Regions from separate parts of the Homo sapiens genome. Here region 2 is linked to region 1. Evidence: read pairs that join two places in POLR2A ChIA-PET (ENCODE). Cell type or tissue: CD4-positive, alpha-beta T cell. All regions are shown on one strand. Each heading gives the region's core, and the rest is flanking DNA. Links, peaks and the distances in the headings are about the cores only. Region 1 overlaps TNS4 (tensin 4). Region 2 overlaps IKZF3 (IKAROS family zinc finger 3).

Region 1 (8,632 bases), core at 375-8,374:
ATCCTTCCTACTTTTGGGCTGTTCAAGGAAAGACACTCTGACATTACCGTGCTAGGAGATGTTTACTTTTCCTTTTTGTCCTAACTTGGCAGAATTTAAAAATTAAACATTGGCAATTCTATATTGACATTTCCCCTAAATATATATACATATTTTTTTTGAGACAGAGTCTCGTTGTGTTGCCCAGCCTGGAGTGCAGTGGTGTGATCATAGCTCACTGCAGCCTTGAATGCCTGGGCTCAAGCAATCCTCCCACCTCAGCATCCCCAGTAGCTGGGACTACAGGCACATGTCACCACGCCCGGCTAATTTCTTATTTTTTTTTTCTTTGGTGGGTGATGGAGTCTTGCCTCCCAGGTTCAAGCGATTCTCATAGCTCAGACTCCTGAGTAGCAGGGATTACAGGTGCCCACCACTATGCCCAGCTAATTTTTTTGTATTTTTAGTAGAGACGGGGTTTCACCATGTTGGCCAGGCTGGTCTTGAACTCTTGACCTCGTCCACCTCGGTGATTCGCCCACCTTGGCCTCCCAAAGTGCTGGGATTACAGGTATGAGCCACCATGCCCTGCCAACCTGGCTAATTTTTAAACTTTTTGTAGAGATGGAGTCTCACCATGTTGCCCAGGCTACCTCAAGAAATCCTCCTTCCTCAGCCTCCCAAAGTTCTGGGATTACAGGCATGAGCCATATCACCCAGCCCAGGCTTAAAACAAAAAAAAAAAAAAAAAACTAGTCCATGTACCAGCCTGGCCAACATGGCGAAAACCCATCTCTACTAAAAATACAAAAATTAGTTGGGTGTGATGGCATGAACTTGTAGTCCCAACTATTGGGAGGCTGAGGTGGGAGAATCACTTGAGCCTTGGAGGTGGAGTCTGCAGTGAGCCAAGATCCCGCCACTGTAATCCAGCCTGGGCAACAGAGTGAGACCCTGTCTCAAAAAAAAAAAGACTCCATGTAATCCATGATCCCAGTGTCTGGCTTTTGAAGGAAATAGTGGAAACCTCCTTTTACAGATGAGGAAACTGAGGCTCGGGGTGGGTACGTGATGGCTCACAGTCACACAGTCAGGGAGAGATAGGTCAGGCCTCAAATCCCAGGCTCTGGGCTCCATAGGCCACTGTCCTTTCTCTCTTTCTAAAGTCTAGTCTTCTGCCCTCTGGGGCATCACGGAATCCATCCGTTTGGAGGCAGCCTGCAGGCTCCTCTTCTGAGGCGCGACCTCCTGGGTGCTTCACAAACCTTCCCCAGGTTCCCTGCCCCTGCCTTCCTTTAAACTTGCCCTGGGGGCCCCCATCCCACAGAGAATGTGGTTCCTAGAAGCAAACACCATATCCCTTTCTTTATCCTCTCCAACACCCCGCACCCCATCTTTGGAACAGGCCCCCCACTTTCATTTTCCAACAATGTCTGCCAGGCAAGGCTGTTTACCCGCCCCAAGTGAAGGGTATTTAATAAGTATCTCTCCACCCCTCACCCACACGCCCTCCCTCCACTCACCCGCCTGCCTGGGGCTGGCGCCGGCACCCACCCAGCACTGCTCAGACTTGCCCCACAGGCCAGTAAACAGCGACTGCACCCCTGCAATGGGTAGAGGCCCCAACCCCACCCCCCAGCCACACCCACCTTGAGGTGAGCACGGGGCTCCTCCCTCCCCTCCCGCTCTCCTTACTCAGTGACCCCAGCAAGGTCCCTGATGGATGTTTCAATGGCCCAGTGAGTAGGGAGCCCAGAGCTTCACTGTGCCAAGAGACCCTCCCCAAAGCAGCCAAGCACCTTCTCACAGGGCAAGGCCTTGGAGCAGGTTCCCAAGGAGCCCCTCCTCATCCTGGAAGAAGCAGTCCCTAAACAGAGCTCAACAACACTCCCTGGCTGTGCAGCATTGGATAACTCACTTCACCTTTCTGAGCCTTCCAGATTTCCCATCTGTTATATGGGCATTAATAATATCCCCTACTTCCACAGAGTTGTCATGAGGGTTAAAGGAGCTAATACAAGCAATGTGTTCGTAGTGGTCCTGGCACATTGCACTCAATAAAGACCAGTCTCTGTGAAACATCGTTGTACACTAAGTGTTAGCTCCATCCCCACTCTTCTCCAAGCTTCAGTTTCCTCCTCTGTAAAAAATAATGCCTGCCCTGCTCAAGGGCTATTATAAGGTTCAGAGGAGATTATGGGTGTAAACACTATAAAGTCCTATAAAAATTGAAGTTGTGCTTTCCAGCCTTCCAGAAGAATCCAACCCATTCCAAGATCTCTTTTCTTCCAGAGCCCACAATGCAGTGCCCCAAACACTCTCTTCTTGCAGTCATCTTTCTAAGCAGAGAGATCCCCACCTTAGCCAGAAAAGGGCTCCATTTGGCCAATACTGTCCCCAAAAAGCAGGCAGGTAGGAAATGCTCCTCTCTCGAGCCTCACCATGGGCCAGGCTCCCGGCTATTGTATTTCATCCTCATCACAACCTTGGAAGACTGGTTTCAGATCCTCACTTTGCAGATAAGGAAACTGAGGCTCAGAGAGGTTAGGAAAGTTGCACAATGCCCTTGGCTGAAAAGCAGCAAAGCCAGGACTCACCCCAGGTTTGTTTTGCTACAAAGCTAGGCTCTTCCTCCACCCGCTGAGCAGCAAGTCCCAGTCAGCTGCCAGCCCTTGCTCATCTGATGTAACTCCCCACCCCCACCGTGGCCCAAGCAAGCTCAGACAGAGGCAGTAACTGTGAGCAGGGCCAGATGGCCCTACCCAGGAGCGGGCTGGGGCAGGCTGGGGCTCCACAGTCATAATGGGGAGGAACAGTGCATGTGCCAGGGCCCCAGGCAGGTGGGAGCTGAGGGTGCACGTTCTCCCCAATTTCCCCAGCCTCCATCCCAGGAAGCTAGAGGCAAGACTCACACTCTTCAGAAAGGAGCGGCTCATTAACCCCCACCTTCCTCCAGCTTTGCTGGAACAGCACCAAGGACAATTCCCTTCCCCCAGGTCAGGAGGAAGGGTGTTCATCCTCACCTTGGGGAGAACCTCAGAGCAGCCCACTGCAAGGCCGACCTCGGGAGAGGAACAAGGCCTCAGAATCCCAAGAGTCCTGGATGCCCCGACCAGGGAGTGGAAAGAGCGCTGGAGCGCGTCGGCAGCCTGGGGTGTGTTGGGTGACCCCTGTGTACCAGCTACCATCCCCAGGAGATCCATAGCTCAAGAATGCAGCAAGCCCTGTGCTCAGGGAGTGCCTGCTCCAAAGCAGGGTTCTCAGACTCCACTGCATATTCACATGCCCTGGGTGGCCTCGCTAAAATGCAGATTATGTTTCTGTAGGGGTGGAGCCCAGGTGATGTGGTCCTGCTGAGCCATTCATGGTCTACTGGACTCACCTGAAAAACTGGAAAACAAACAAAACTGAGGCCTGGGTTCACCCCCTGGAGAGTTTAATCTAATTGGCACAAGGCGCAGCCTGGGGTGAGTCTAGTGTGTAACCAAGCTTGAGAATCCCTGCTTTCACTGCAGGTACAGAGAAACCACTTCCTTTTTTTTTTTTTTTTTGGAGATGGGGCTTCACTCTTGTCACTCAGGCTGGAGTGCAGTGGCGCAATCTCGGCTCACTGCAACCTCTGCCTCCCGGGTTCAAGCGATTCTTGTACCTCAGCCTCCCAAGTAGCTGGGATTACAGGTGCCCGGCTAATTTTTGTATTTTTGGTAGAGATGGGGTTTGCCATGTTGGCCAGGCTGGTCTTGAACTCCTGACCTCAGGTGATCCACCCGCCTAGGCCTCCCAAAGTGCTGGGATTCCAGGTGTGAGCCACCGCGCCCAGCCTCAGAGAAACCACTTTCACACATCCTGAGTAGCAGAGGCATCAGAAAGTGTCACTGGTACAACCCATCAAGTGGCCATTTCAACCTAGGAACAGGGCACAGACAAAGGAGAGAGTTGCCCAGTTTTTAAGCACCTGGTCTGTGCCGGGAACAGTGCTGTGCTGCCTACATGAGTTTCACTTCATCCTTTTTGTATCACCAAAAGGCTGAATGCAGTTGCCCCACTTTACAGGTGTGGAAACTGAGGCCCTGGGTGGTGAAGTCTTTTGGCCAAACTCTCTCAGAAAATAAGTGGCAGAGCCAGATCTGAAGCCTGGGTCTGTCTGATTCCAAGGCCTGGGTCCCCTACTGCATCTCCTCACCCAAGGGAAGTTGTCACAGGGAGGGTGACTGGAACTGGGCCCTGAAGGTGGAGTTGGGCTCTCCTCTCTGGGCCTCAGTGTCCTCGTCTCTATAAAAGAGGGGGGACAGAATGACCTTGAGGATACTTCCAGCCTCTCTGTTCTATGAGTCCAGGCTCCTGCATTTCACCAATGCTCTGCTTTTCTCCCCCAAAGACATAAAGTACATCGAGGTGACCTCCGCCAGATCAAGGTGCCACGATGGCCCCCAGCACTGCTCCAGCCCCTCTGTCACCCCGCCCTTCGGCTCCCTTCGCAGTGGTGGCCTCCTCCTTTCCAGAGACGTCCCCCGAGAGACACGAAGCAGCAGTGAGAGCCTCATCTTCTCTGGGAACCAGGGCAGGGGGCACCAGCGCCCTCTGCCCCCCTCAGAGGGTCTCTCCCCTCGACCCCCAAATTCCCCCAGCATCTCAATCCCTTGCATGGGGAGCAAGGCCTCGAGCCCCCATGGTTTGGGCTCCCCGCTGGTGGCTTCTCCAAGACTGGAGAAGCGGCTGGGAGGCCTGGCCCCACAGCGGGGCAGCAGGATCTCTGTGCTGTCAGCCAGCCCAGTGTCTGATGTCAGCTATATGTTTGGAAGGTAGGTTCTGTAGCTTCTAACATTGCACACACACACACAGGCACACGCACGCATGCACCCCCTAAAATCACTGAAAGGGACCCTGCTCTGTCTGAGCAAAATCTGGGCATGCACCAAAACCAGAAGCAAATGTTTGCTTTTACAGCCTTTCAGATCTCAAGCTGTCCTCAAGCATTTAGAATACAATTCAATATAAAAAGTCTTGACTTATAGCTACCTTTTGGTAAAAGAGCCGTTGCCTTAATGAGGCTCATCTATATCCTTTCCAGCCCTCATACAACCCATCTCAAGGAAGGTTTTTTTAAACCCCAAAACACAGGGCTATAAATAGAATTGGGGGGCCTGAGATGAACTATTTAGGAATAAAAAGGTTCCTTCCTCTGTTGCTGGCAAAACCTAGCAAAGGAGTGAGGCAGCCCTGCCTGGGAATCACAATCATCCCAGCTCAGTTCTCTATAGACCTCACAGCAGAACTGCAGGCACATGCGCACCCATTCTGCCCCAGGAAGACCGAACCACAGGACTCTGCTTCCCACTCCACCTCCAAAGCCACTGGCCAAGGCAGTCCCTGGCACAGAGGCTGGGGATTCCACAGCCATGCCCACTGGCACAGGCCCCTGAGCTCAGGAAGAAGTCTGGCTGGATGTGAAGCTGGCCTTCTCCTGCAGCTGGGGAGTTCCCTCTGCATCAGCCACGGTGTGGTCCAGCGTAGGTTCAGCCCATCTGCAGGGCTCCTGGGAGTCATGGGGGCCTGAAGGGATCCTGATCCGACAGCTCAGTCAGAACGGCCTGGCTGGGAAGGCAGACGGAATGTGGGCCAGCCTATGCCCAAAGCCTGCAGGGGTCAGCTCATTGGCTACTTTAAGTGACCAAAGACCCTACCATCCAAGGACATTTCTGTATCCTTACCATCCCTTGAGGATTAGGTGGGCATGCACTTTGCTGTGGGCTGTAGGGGGTGGGGTATGCAGTGTTCTATTTGGCCTTTAAAGCCATGGGAACCCAGATCACCAGATCCGGAGCCTGACTCTAGCCCCTGAGCCACCTGTTGCCCTAACACCCTGTCTGACTCTCTCCCGCTGCAGCAGCCAGTCCCTCCTGCACTCCAGCAACTCCAGCCATCAGTCATCTTCCAGATCCTTGGAAAGTCCAGCCAACTCTTCCTCCAGCCTCCACAGCCTTGGCTCAGTGTCCCTGTGTACAAGACCCAGTGACTTCCAGGCTCCCAGAAACCCCACCCTAACCATGGGCCAACCCAGAACACCCCACTCTCCACCACTGGCCAAAGAACATGCCAGCAGCTGCCCCCCATCCATCACCAACTCCATGGTGGACATACCCATTGTGCTGATCAACGGCTGCCCAGAACCAGGGTCTTCTCCACCCCAGCGGACCCCAGGACACCAGAACTCCGTTCAACCTGGAGCTGCTTCTCCCAGCAACCCCTGTCCAGCCACCAGGAGCAACAGCCAGACCCTGTCAGATGCCCCCTTTACCACATGCCCAGAGGGTACGTCGTAAACCAATATTTGAAGCAATGTAAGATTTGGGGAATAGACAAAGTGCCAGTGGGTTTCTGCAACAGCCAGTCAACACATTTATTGAGCAACTATTGTGTGTCTGGCACTATGCCAGGTAGTGAGGACACACAGAGGGAAACAGTTTAGAAAGAGACAAAAACAAATCATCACGGTAGGGTAGGATAAACGCGGAGGTAAAGAGATATTCTCAATCATATTGGCCAAAGCTGAAGGAATGATTCTTTCAGTCTGGAGAACAGAGGAAGCGACATCCGAGCTGGATCTGGGAAATGGATCAGAAGTTTGTGGCCAGAGAAGGAGAGGAAAGGCATTCCCAGCAGAGAAAGCAGGGGGTCCACAGTCATGAAGGTGTGGAAGCGCATGGCATGTTCAGGAAATGCCGGAATGTTGGGTGCAGGTTCAAGTCATTGAGAGTAATTTGAAACCAGATTGTGAAAGGCCTTAAATGCCAAGCTAAAAAAAAAAAAAAAAATGGAATTTGCCTTTTAAGCAATAGGGTACCATCAGAGAGCCTCCTCACACAGGAGAGTGATGGGGTCAGAGGTGCTCGCTCAATGGATCACCCTGGCAGCTCAACGGATAGCAGGGTCCTGAACCGGGATAGGGCAGTGGGAGTGGAGGAGAGAGGACAGAACCAGGCGACCCTCAGGATGTGCTTGATGACTAACTCAAGGAGAGCAAGAGGGCGAGTCAGTTCTGACTCTGACGTTCGCAGATGATGAGAACACAGAGGGGGTGGATGGGGTAATAGAGACAATGCATTCCAGTTCAGACAGCCGAAAACCACAAAACAGCAAACACCCTCCTTCCCGGAGTCTGAGATCACAGGCGTCCAAGAAGAACAAACCCAAGCAGTAAACCCAGAAGCTAAGCTCTAGCACCCTGTGGATGCCTCTCCCATGAGCAGAGTCCCCTGCCAACCCCCTGTTCCCCCTCCCTCGGCCATCGGGGGGCTTCTCAGCCCCCACTTGGCCATGACGCTCACAGGCATCAAGGCGACTCCAGAGGGGGTGGGGGTGGAATGTTTACTATAGCCCACTGCTCACTCCCACTCACGAAGCCATGTGGAGGCAAGCAGGAGAAAATGACACTTCTGGCGTGCCTTTGCATCTGCCCTGATCGCTTTCCTAGGACAAATCATTTGCAGATTTTAGTACTTTTTTTGAATGAGTTACTTGAGAGTAAGTGGTCACAACACTCCTTTTCAAGCCGCCAAGGTTGACAGCTACTGCTCTCTGCCTTAGGGACCCAGGGAAATGGCCATTTTGGCATCCCAAAGCGCACATTTACTTAGCCTAGTGATATTCCCATCCTGCTTTGGTCCCATAATATCACCAACTATACCCCCAGATCTTATCAAATTCTGCAAAATATTCCTAAAACAAAATTCATTTTAATTCCATAGACTACTAGAACATTAAAGACCCTCAGAAGCTGTTTAGTCCACTTGGTCCCCTCTGAGCTTCAGTTATCCCATATCAGAGTCAAGATCCAGGCTCCCGCCTCCCAGGGGCATGTTTTTCTGCCCAGATCTGCTATTTTCCTCTCCTTCACGTTTTCTGCCATTTTCTTTTCCAAGCTGAATATTCCCGTAAGGAATTCTTAGGATTATGAAGACGAAGGAGAATGTAATATCAAACATGATGCATTTGAGAATTCCTTGTTTATCTCTTATTTCAGTCCTCACCAGGGGACTCAACAGTAGATTTAAGAAACCATTTCTCCTTAAACTGAGGTTGTATCTATTCATTCCTTATTCATTACCAAGGATACAAGGGCACTTCTGAGTTCTAGATGCACCAAACCCTGGCATCCTTCTGTTTGATTTTCCCTCATCGTAGGCAGTTTGGAGATACAATGGGGTTAGGGTCTGGGATGGTGGTTGAATGAAACCTTGGGGCAATAGAGTAGGGAAGGGTCTCCAGCCTTCTCTGGTGAACATCCCTCAGCTCCCGTCTGTCCAGCCTACAGGGTCCCCCTTCTCTGTCTGTCTCCAGGTCCCGCCAGGGACATGCAGCCCACCATGAAGTTCGTGATGGACACATCTAAATACTGGTTTAAGCCAAACATCACCCGAGAGCAAGGTAAAAGGAAGCACGAGTGACCCCAGAATAGGGTCTGGGTCTTGCACTTTGCATCAGGCAGGGCCCTGGGTTACAGTTAAGGAATGGCAAATAGTGGGTCCTGGGAAGCGGGGGAGGGGGATGTCCTGCTGACCTCATGACCTCCCGAGGAAGTAGGAACCACAGCAAGAATGGTGGAGATTTGACAGTACAAAGGACTTCCTGGGGACAAAAGGTGACTCTGTAA
Region 2 (8,632 bases), core at 205-8,204, 710 kb after region 1:
TATATTTCTTAAAGGTTATATATTATCTGGTTTGCAAAAGAAATATAGTAACACACATACTAATAGACACACATGTATATACATATATGTGTGTCCTGATTCTCCTGGAAGGAGGGGGAAAAATCAGAAAACTACACTCTATAAACAGTAAGTTCAAAATTATTGATTTTGAAGTAAGGTCACCACCTTACTTCCCATTCTCACAACCTTTTTTAGGAATTTCAAATAAGGAAAAGTATCAAAAGTAATATTTTAGCTATTCTCAGTGATATTAGGTGATTCAGGAAATGCTGAAATACAGAGGTTGAGTTAATTTGCATTTCATAGGGTGGTTTGGTGGATGCGTGCACCATACTTTAAGTCTCAGCAAAAAAAGATAAAGGGTTAACTAAGTCAGCAAGTTTTGATTTTTTTTTCAAACAAATATGTTGTAATGGTGGTTTCAGGTTATAAATGTGTAAATTCACAGCTTAATCAAGTTACTGCATCTCAGTTCACACATTACTCTTTTATATTTCAAATAGTTCCTATAATTTTTCCTGAGGCCAAAATTTACAGAATATTTAACCCAACATAAGCCAATCCTTTAACTATTTTGCACCCTTCCATGTGTGGTTTCCATTTCTGTTTCCTTCTTAGAATTGGGAGTCCATTGTGGACATGGGGTTCTATTCTGAGCCTGAGCAGTATAGTACATCTTATGCCTCATCCGTCACTTGTAAAGAGATGATGCTCCATTGCTGTTGTGCCTGCAGCACTCATTCTTCAAGTGCTTATTGTAAGTTGAAGTGCAGCGTAGTGTGAGAGCCAAGCCTGTGGACAAACCTGCCTGCAAGGGGAAGCAGGACTTTCTAGAAGCAAGCAGATGGATAAAAAGGCCTTGGAGTGAAGACCAGCCTGCAAAAAAATGCAGGTATTGGGCAACAGGACTTCTGGCCTTGCTAATCATTTCTTTTATCCAGATAGCATTTGTTGAGTTCTCTATGTGCCAGGCTCTGTATCAAAGCTGTTTGTAAAGATGAGTTAAGGTTAAGCCCCTACACTTTAAGGATTTACAATCCTGGCCGGGCGCGGTGGGTCGCGCCTGTAATCCTGACACTTTGGGAGGCCGAGGCGGGCGGATCACAAGGTCAAGAGATGGAGACCATCTTGGCCAACATGTTGAAACCCCGTCTCTACTAAAAATACAAAAATTAGCTAGGTGTGGTGGTGCTCACCTGTAGTCCCAGCTACTCAGGAGGCTGAGGCAGGAGAATTGCTTGAATCCAGGAGGTGGAGGTTGCAGTGAGCTGAGATCATGCCGCTGTACTCTAGCCTGGCAACAGAGCAAGACTCCATCTCAAAAAAAAAAAAAGACACTAGTGATATTGCTACTTTAGTCCAAGTTTCTACATCAGGCATCACAAGTGACACCATCAGAATATTCCAATTCTGTCTTAATGGAGTATATATGAAAAGAAGGAAAAATACAGAAGAACATGGACTGCATTTTCCCATTAGCTTGATTCTTATTTCAGAAAGAGACTAACAGCCGGTATAGAGATTCATTTAGCCTCATTCACACAGATTATGAATACTTGGAGCAGGAAATATTTTATGTAACAATGAGTTCTAGCAATAATAATATTTTTAAATAATTGAATAATCACATCTATTTATGAATCTAAGACTCCAAACTTTTCATCTTCAATAGTTCTTCAAGCTAATACAAGCATGAGGGCTTCAGAATAAACTTACATTTTTACCAACTTAGCAGACCAAAGAAAATGTTTAAAAATTTTTAAGTTTGTTTTCCCAACCTATTTTTTTTTGTTTTGTTTTTTGTTTTTTGTTTTGAGACAGAGTCTCACTCTGTCACCCAGGCTGGAGTGCAGTGGCACGATCTCAGCTCACCGCAACCTCCGCCTTCTGGGTTCAAGCAATTCTCCTGCCTCAGCCTACTGAGTAGCTGGGATTACAGGTGCCTGCCACCATGCCCAGCTAATTTTTGTGTTTTTAGTAGAGACGGGGTTTCACCATGTTGGCCAGGCATCTCAAACTCCTGATCTCAGGTAATCTGCCCACCTTGGCCTCCCAAATTATTGTGATTATGGGCGTAAGCCACCACACTTGGCCCCAACCTATTCTTTTTAAAAATCAATACTGGCCGGGCGCGGTGGCTCACGCCTGTAATCCCAGCACTTTAGGATGCTGAGGTGGGCGGATCGCGAGGTCAGGAGTTCCAGAACAGCCTGGCCAACATAGTGAAACCCCATCTCTACTAAAAATACAAAAATTAGCCAGGCACGATAGCATGCACTGATAGTCCCAGCTACTCAGGAGGCTGAGGCAGGAGAATTGCTTGAACCCGGGAGGCAGAGGTTGTGGTGAGCCAAGATCATGCCACTGCACTCCAGCCTAGGCAACAGAGCGAGACTCCATCTCAAAAAATAAAAAATGCTATCTCACAGGTAGTATTCATTTTACTTGTTCAAAAAGGCAACAGTTTTATGAAACTTTTTTGTTAGAACCTGCCTCTGTCTTTGATACCAATCTCTTGTTAGACAATTTCTATTGCATAATAACACCACTTTGTTCCACTCTCCATTAGTTACTGACTGACTACACCATAGAAGAGACAGGAAGCAATACCTCTTATTTAAGCTCCACTTAACACTTCAAGATCTAATGAAGGATTTTGAACAAAAACAAAAGCACAACACAATTACATAGTTAAACCTCCAATGACTTTGAGGTAGAAATTGTATCATGGAAATAGTTAACTAAAACCAAATATTAAGACTTATACAGGGAATAAAGGTAGTAGTAACCTAATCTGTAAATGTGACTTTGTACTACATTTTATTATTTTTTCAGCACGTCTTTAAAATAACTTTTCTAATGAAAATTAGTATGTCTACTATTTAGTAGGCAAGCAATGTGAAGGGAAATTGATCCACAATGACAGTTCTACTCATTCTGTTCTCACTCATGAGCTGAATGTGCAAATTGTTCCTTGCCACCATCCCATATTCCCCACACCCACCACTTGCAGCATTACACCGCCAAACACCACCCAGGAACGGATTTCCTATTTCGTCATTTAAACCCATTATCTTGTTCCCTTACTATCTTGCCAAACTGGTTTCCCTCCACTTACATTTCTGAGATATGAAGTGGCAAGATAACAAGTCTAGACTGTTCGTATAAATAGACAGTTGGGTCCTAAAGTTGGAGAAAAGGACCAAAAGCCAATAGTCCTCTTTTTTTTCTTTTCAGTGCACTGCCTAAACCACTCAGTAATCCCAAAGAGCTTGTCCAGTTACAAAGCATTTCTTTGTGTATGTGTGATATGTGTGTGTGTGTGTGTGTTGTTGTTGTTGTTGTTGTTTAGAGACAGGGCTCACTGTGTTCCTCACACTGGAGTACAGTGGCAAGATCATAGCTCCCTGGGCTCAAGCAATCCTCCCACCTCAGCCTCCCAAAGTGCTGGATTACAGGCGCAAACCATGGAACCTGGCTCTTTGTGTTTCAAAGGGCACTCATTTCATGGTATTGTGCATCAGCTATCCAACAAGTGTGAGGCAAAAGACTAGCAGTTTAGGAAAGAAAATGAGTGCCATCTTCAATTGAAAACTAGCCTTTGCCTAACTTATCAACTAGAAAACAAGGTTAATTCAGTGAAGATCAACTGAATCAGTAGGAGTGTGTTCACATGTACAATGAGAGTGGAGCTCTTGTAGTTAATATTTTGAGTGAATGACCCAGAAAGAGGGTGTGGGTGAACAGGAGTCCTCTAGATTCGTTTCAGAGGATTTCTTTCAATCTAATCGGAGTTGTGGAAATGGGAAAGTCTCCACCCATGCCTCAAAATATGTCCATCCATGAACACTGCAGAATTTTATGTTTTTAAATGTCAGGCATTTGGTCACTGATTTACAGAATAATGTTTATCTGGAAATGACTCTAAAGACCAGTTTGGTGGGTAACGAGGAATAAAAGGTGATGTTATCTCAAAAGTTTGCCATTTAGTGACCTGCCCTAATTACAGTTATTTAGGTCAATGTGTCCACACTTCAGCATCCTCCCAAATGTAGAGGATGTTGATTACGTGTCCTCAGAAAGCTGCTTGTTTTAATTGACATTGACTTCAGTAAAATGTAGACAGCGACTGCTGAGAAACAAATGGGAAAACTAGATGGGTAGCACCGTGCTTGGGGTAATTCCTGGGTAATGATTTGGCAGTGAGAGGAGGGACCACAATAGACTAATAAGAACAATGGTAAAATGGGCATAAAAGGTAAACATTCCCAGAATACTGTTTTTCATTCTTTTTTTCCCTATAAATCTTTTTGTTGATAACTACAGGGTTGAGGGGAGGCTTACTTGGATTTAATCTTCTCAAAATTGCTGGAACCAGGATGAATGTTCCTAGTCAAAGTGCAAACTTAGCTACCTCTCCCCTGATTCTAAGAAAAAAGTCTCCTAACAGCCCCAGGAACTTACTGCAAATTCCAAGCTTTGTCTTTCATCTCTCTGCTCTTGGGGCTTTGGGTAGTGCCACATCTGGTGGTGGTTTTGTGTGAAAGGAAATAATATATATAAATAATTTCCTGTTTGGTCATTTAAACCTATCCCTGTGCTGGACAGAATTTGACCCTCTTCACTCAATAGCAGTGTCTTGTGGCTGAAGTGCCCGTTATTTACAACTGCTGGTCAGCCAGAGTCAGTCGAGTACTTTTGCACTAGCCCAAAAGCCACTCAGGCCCCCTATTCTGACCCTTACTGTTTTCATTTACACAAATAGTTGTTAATAGCTTCACTGAAGGCTATGATTTATTCCTTTAGAGCCTAGAATTATTTTTGACAAGAAACTCACTGTCTAGTAAATATTGTCATTATTATCACATTATTATCATCCTCTTCTTTTTCATTTTTGGAGCTGGATTTCTTTTTCTTTTTAAGAGATGGGATCTCACTGTGTTGCCCAAGCTGAACTTGAACTCCTAGGCTCAAGCCATCCTCTCACCTCAGCCTCCTGAGTAGCTGGGACTATGGGCTAGTGCCACCACACCTGGCAGAGCCAGATTTTATGTTATTCCAGGAAAAAAAAAAAAGCTGAGCTTTGGCTGAGTGCAGTGGCTCATGCCTGTAATCCCAACACTTTGGGAGGCTGAAGTGGGAGGACTGCCTGAGGCCAAGAGTTGGAGACCAGACTGAGCAATATATTGAGACTAATAATTTTTTTTTTTAATTAGCCAGGCATGGTGGCTTTAGACTGTAGTCCCAGCAACTTTGGAACCTGAGGTAGAAGGATTACTTGAGCCCAGGAGGTTGAGCCTGCAGTGAGCTGTGATCATGCCACTGCACTCCACCCTGGGTAACAGAGTTGAGACCCTGTTTCAAAAATAAGTAAATAAATTAACTAAATAATGAAAACTGAGCTTTATAATGTATTGTGTAATGACTAACATACAGTTTTTTAAGGCCACTAATAAAATTAGAAATATTTAATACTTTGGGGCTTTTTTTTTTTTTTTTAGACAGAGTCTCACTCTGTCACGCAGGCTGGAGTGCACTGGCACTAATAGGTTGGTGCAAAAGTAATTGTGGTCTTTGCAGTTACCTTAATAGTTCACCGTAACCTCAAACCCCTGGGCTCAAGGAACCCTCCCACCTCAGTCTCCCAAGTAGCTAGGACTACAGGCGCATGCCAACATGCCCAGCTAATTTTTTAAAATTACTTTTTGTAGGAACAGGATCTTGCTATATTGCCCAGGTTGGTCTCAACTCCTGGCCTCAAGCAATCTTCCTGCCTCAGTCTCCCAAAGCACTGGGATTACAGGGGTGAGCCACTGTGCCAGCCACTACTTGCTTTTTACTCTAATCCCTTAAACTAATTTCAATTTATTCTTCCTTAGACATAATAGAAATGTATGGATAGTTCATTTTAGTTTGGATCTCCCGAAGTGTTTATGAGAAAACAGAGAAAAATGTTTACAGCATCACAATATGTTTGCCCAGGGCAGGTGAGGGCAAACTGTGGCGCTCTAGGCAAGTGCAGCCAGTGGCCTGTTTGTGTACAGGGATTTTTACGTTTTTAAAAGGCCGTGGAACAGAAAAAAAAAAAACAAAAAACAAAGAATATAACATAGAGACTATATGTGTCTGGCAAATTTTTAAAATTTACTGTCTGGCCCTTTACAGACAAAAGTTTGCTGATCCCTGGTTCAGGCTAGCATCATGTGTTAAAATGTCAAGCCTTGTATTTAGAGAAGCTGGTATCTCTTTGAAATTTATTTAATTAATTTATTTATTTTTTGGAGATGGAGTTTTGCTCTTATTGCCCAGGCTGGAGTGCAATGGCTCAATCTCGGCTCACCACAACCTCTGCCTCCTGGGTTCAAGCGATTCTCCGGCCTCAGCCTCCCGAGAGCTAAGATTACAGGCATTCGCCACCACACCCAGCTAATTATTTATATTTTTAGTAGAGATGGGGTTTCTCCATGTTGGTCAGGCTGGTCTTGAACTCCCGACCTCAGGTGATCTGCCCGCCTCGGCCTTGCAAAGTGCTGGGATTATAGACGTGAGCCACCGTGCCTGGCCTTCTTTGAACTTTAGACATAAATTTGGGCACTGCCTGCTGAATTGAGGTAAATTATATTCATTACAGTTTACTATTTTAGTTGATTAGATATTGCCACTATTTATATACTCTTCTAGTAGTTCTCAATTCTGGCTGCATTTTAAAATCATCTGGGGAGCTTTGAAAATATTCTTGCCTAGGCCCCTATACCAGAAATCCTGATTTAATTGATCTGAAGGGGGGCCTGGGCATAGGTATTTCTTACCTGCTATTCAGGTGAGTCTAATGTGCAGCCAGGTCTGAGAACCACAGGCCTACACCACTCACAGGTCTATTTGTGGATGGGCCCACATTCATAGGCAGGTTTTTTTGTGTTTTGTTTGTTTCTTTGTTTTTTGAGACGGAATTTTGCCCTTGTTGCCCAGGCAGGAGTGCAATGGCGCCATCTCGGCTCACTGCAACCTCTGCCTCCCAGGTTCAAGTGATTCTCCTGCCTCAGCCTCCCGAGTAGCTGGGATTACAGGCATGCACCATCACACCAGGCTAATTTTGTATTTTTAGTAGAGACAGGGTTTCTCCAAGTTGGTCAGGCTGGTCTCGAACTCCGACCTCAGGTGATCTGCCCACCTCCACCTCCCAAAGTGCTGGGATTACAGGCATGAGCCACCGCACCCAGCCCATAGGCAGTTTTTATTCACATTTTTATTAGAAATTCAATACAGATGCATTATACAAATTGTTCTTTAATTTCAAGGCAGAAGTGTTGCTTAGGGAAATTTTAATTGAGACTATTTTGAAATGTGAAGAGCATATGAAACAGATAATACAGAGCACAGAGAAACAGAATATGAAAGATAGGAACTGAGAGGAGCGTGCTGAAAAAAAAAAAGAAAAAGAAAAAGAAAGAAACCACTCAGAATTTCAATACACAAATCACTGAGTAGATGTCTTGCTATCTGTGTGAGTGTACCTATTTTCAAAAGTGCTGTTAACATAAACAGAGCAGTAAATCTGGGGCACCATGCTTTTTTTTCAAAGTTGTTAAGAATTATATCAGTCTGCAGGTGTCACACGCAGTTACTCAGAATCAGAAAGAAGGCTGATCGGGGGTTAGATCTCCATCTATCTATCTTTTTGCAACCAACCACGTCCAGGCTGTTTATTTAATACTTCCTCTTGCTAATGAAGGTACTGGTTGGGGATGGGTCGAGCTTTCCCATCTCGGCATAAGACTGCAAGATTTGAATGTGCCCTGGTGTCGGCTTCACTGACCACAGCAGGTACCCCAGGCAAGAATCTGAGCAGTTATAACAGGTAACAACAATAGAGTGTGCATCCAACTTCGGACACTTCTCCTTCCAGTTTATTTCCTTTTCTCCCCATGTACCAATGTGTTCTTTTCTCTCTTCTTTTTACATTTTTCCAAACTAGCAAGTGCGGAGGCAAGACACATCAAAGCAGAGATGGGAAGTGAAAGAGCTCTCGTACTGGACAGATTAGCAAGCAATGTGGCAAAACGAAAAAGCTCAATGCCTCAGAAATTCATTGGTAAGAATACAAACCTTTTTCCTGCTGTTGTTAGCAGATAGTTTGAATGAAATAACATAGGATGCTTGCTACACAAGGCCTTTCCTAGCTTAACCTCTGTTAAAATAATTAGTTTTTCATTGTGTACTTTTATTCTTCATGGTTCATTCTGATAGCTCTGGAAAATAGAATAAAAGATATTAACTAAAGCATCATCATGACAGGAGATGGGAGTAGTTGATATCCAATTTCCTAAATGGATGTGATGTTTAAAATCCTGTTCCTTCCTCTTTACTCTGAATGACATATGTTGCATGAGAGAGTTTATGCAATTTATACCAGTAAGATGTTCAAGATAGCATTTTTGTAATCTTTTGTAATTATATTTTACAAGTTGGTTCGTTAGCATGCTCAAACTTTTTTCATGCTCTAAAACATATTGCCATATTTTCTTGAATTTGAGAATTGGCTTTAAGGGAAAGTGGTTGGGCAAACATAGATTTAAATAACAAGGTTTGATTTAATCATTTGTCTTACTGG

What was found. Peaks named below come from ENCODE experiments on the same cell type or tissue, not always from the same donor. Only the 100,000 strongest peaks of a DNase experiment are listed, where the experiment ranks them.
Region 2: POLR2A ChIA-PET joins it to region 1 with 11 read pairs; 1 of 35 experiments calls an interaction of 5 or more read pairs at or near these places.

Annotation. Positions count from the first base shown.
Region 1 is chr17:40,484,695-40,493,326 of GRCh38, reverse strand. It overlaps TNS4 (tensin 4), which reads left to right. Exons shown (of 13, transcript NM_032865.6): 3 at 4,358-4,781; 4 at 5,867-6,291; 5 at 8,320-8,406. Among named protein-coding and RNA genes, the nearest start is that of TNS4, 13 kb to the left of the region's middle. RefSeq lists an enhancer at 2,215-2,840. In CD4-positive, alpha-beta T cell, for the core only: no CTCF peak of the experiment used is centred there; DNase peaks (open chromatin) are centred at 3,476 and 7,076.
Region 2 is chr17:39,777,132-39,785,763 of GRCh38, reverse strand. IKZF3 (IKAROS family zinc finger 3) reads left to right here. Exons shown (of 8, transcript NM_012481.5): 7 at 7,997-8,113. Among named protein-coding and RNA genes, the nearest start is that of GRB7, 44 kb to the right of the region's middle. RefSeq lists silencers at 908-1,138, 7,150-7,383. In CD4-positive, alpha-beta T cell, for the core only: no CTCF peak of the experiment used is centred there; DNase peaks (open chromatin) are centred at 4,523 and 7,633; H3K4me3 peaks cover 1,139 bases; H3K27ac peaks cover 5,082 bases.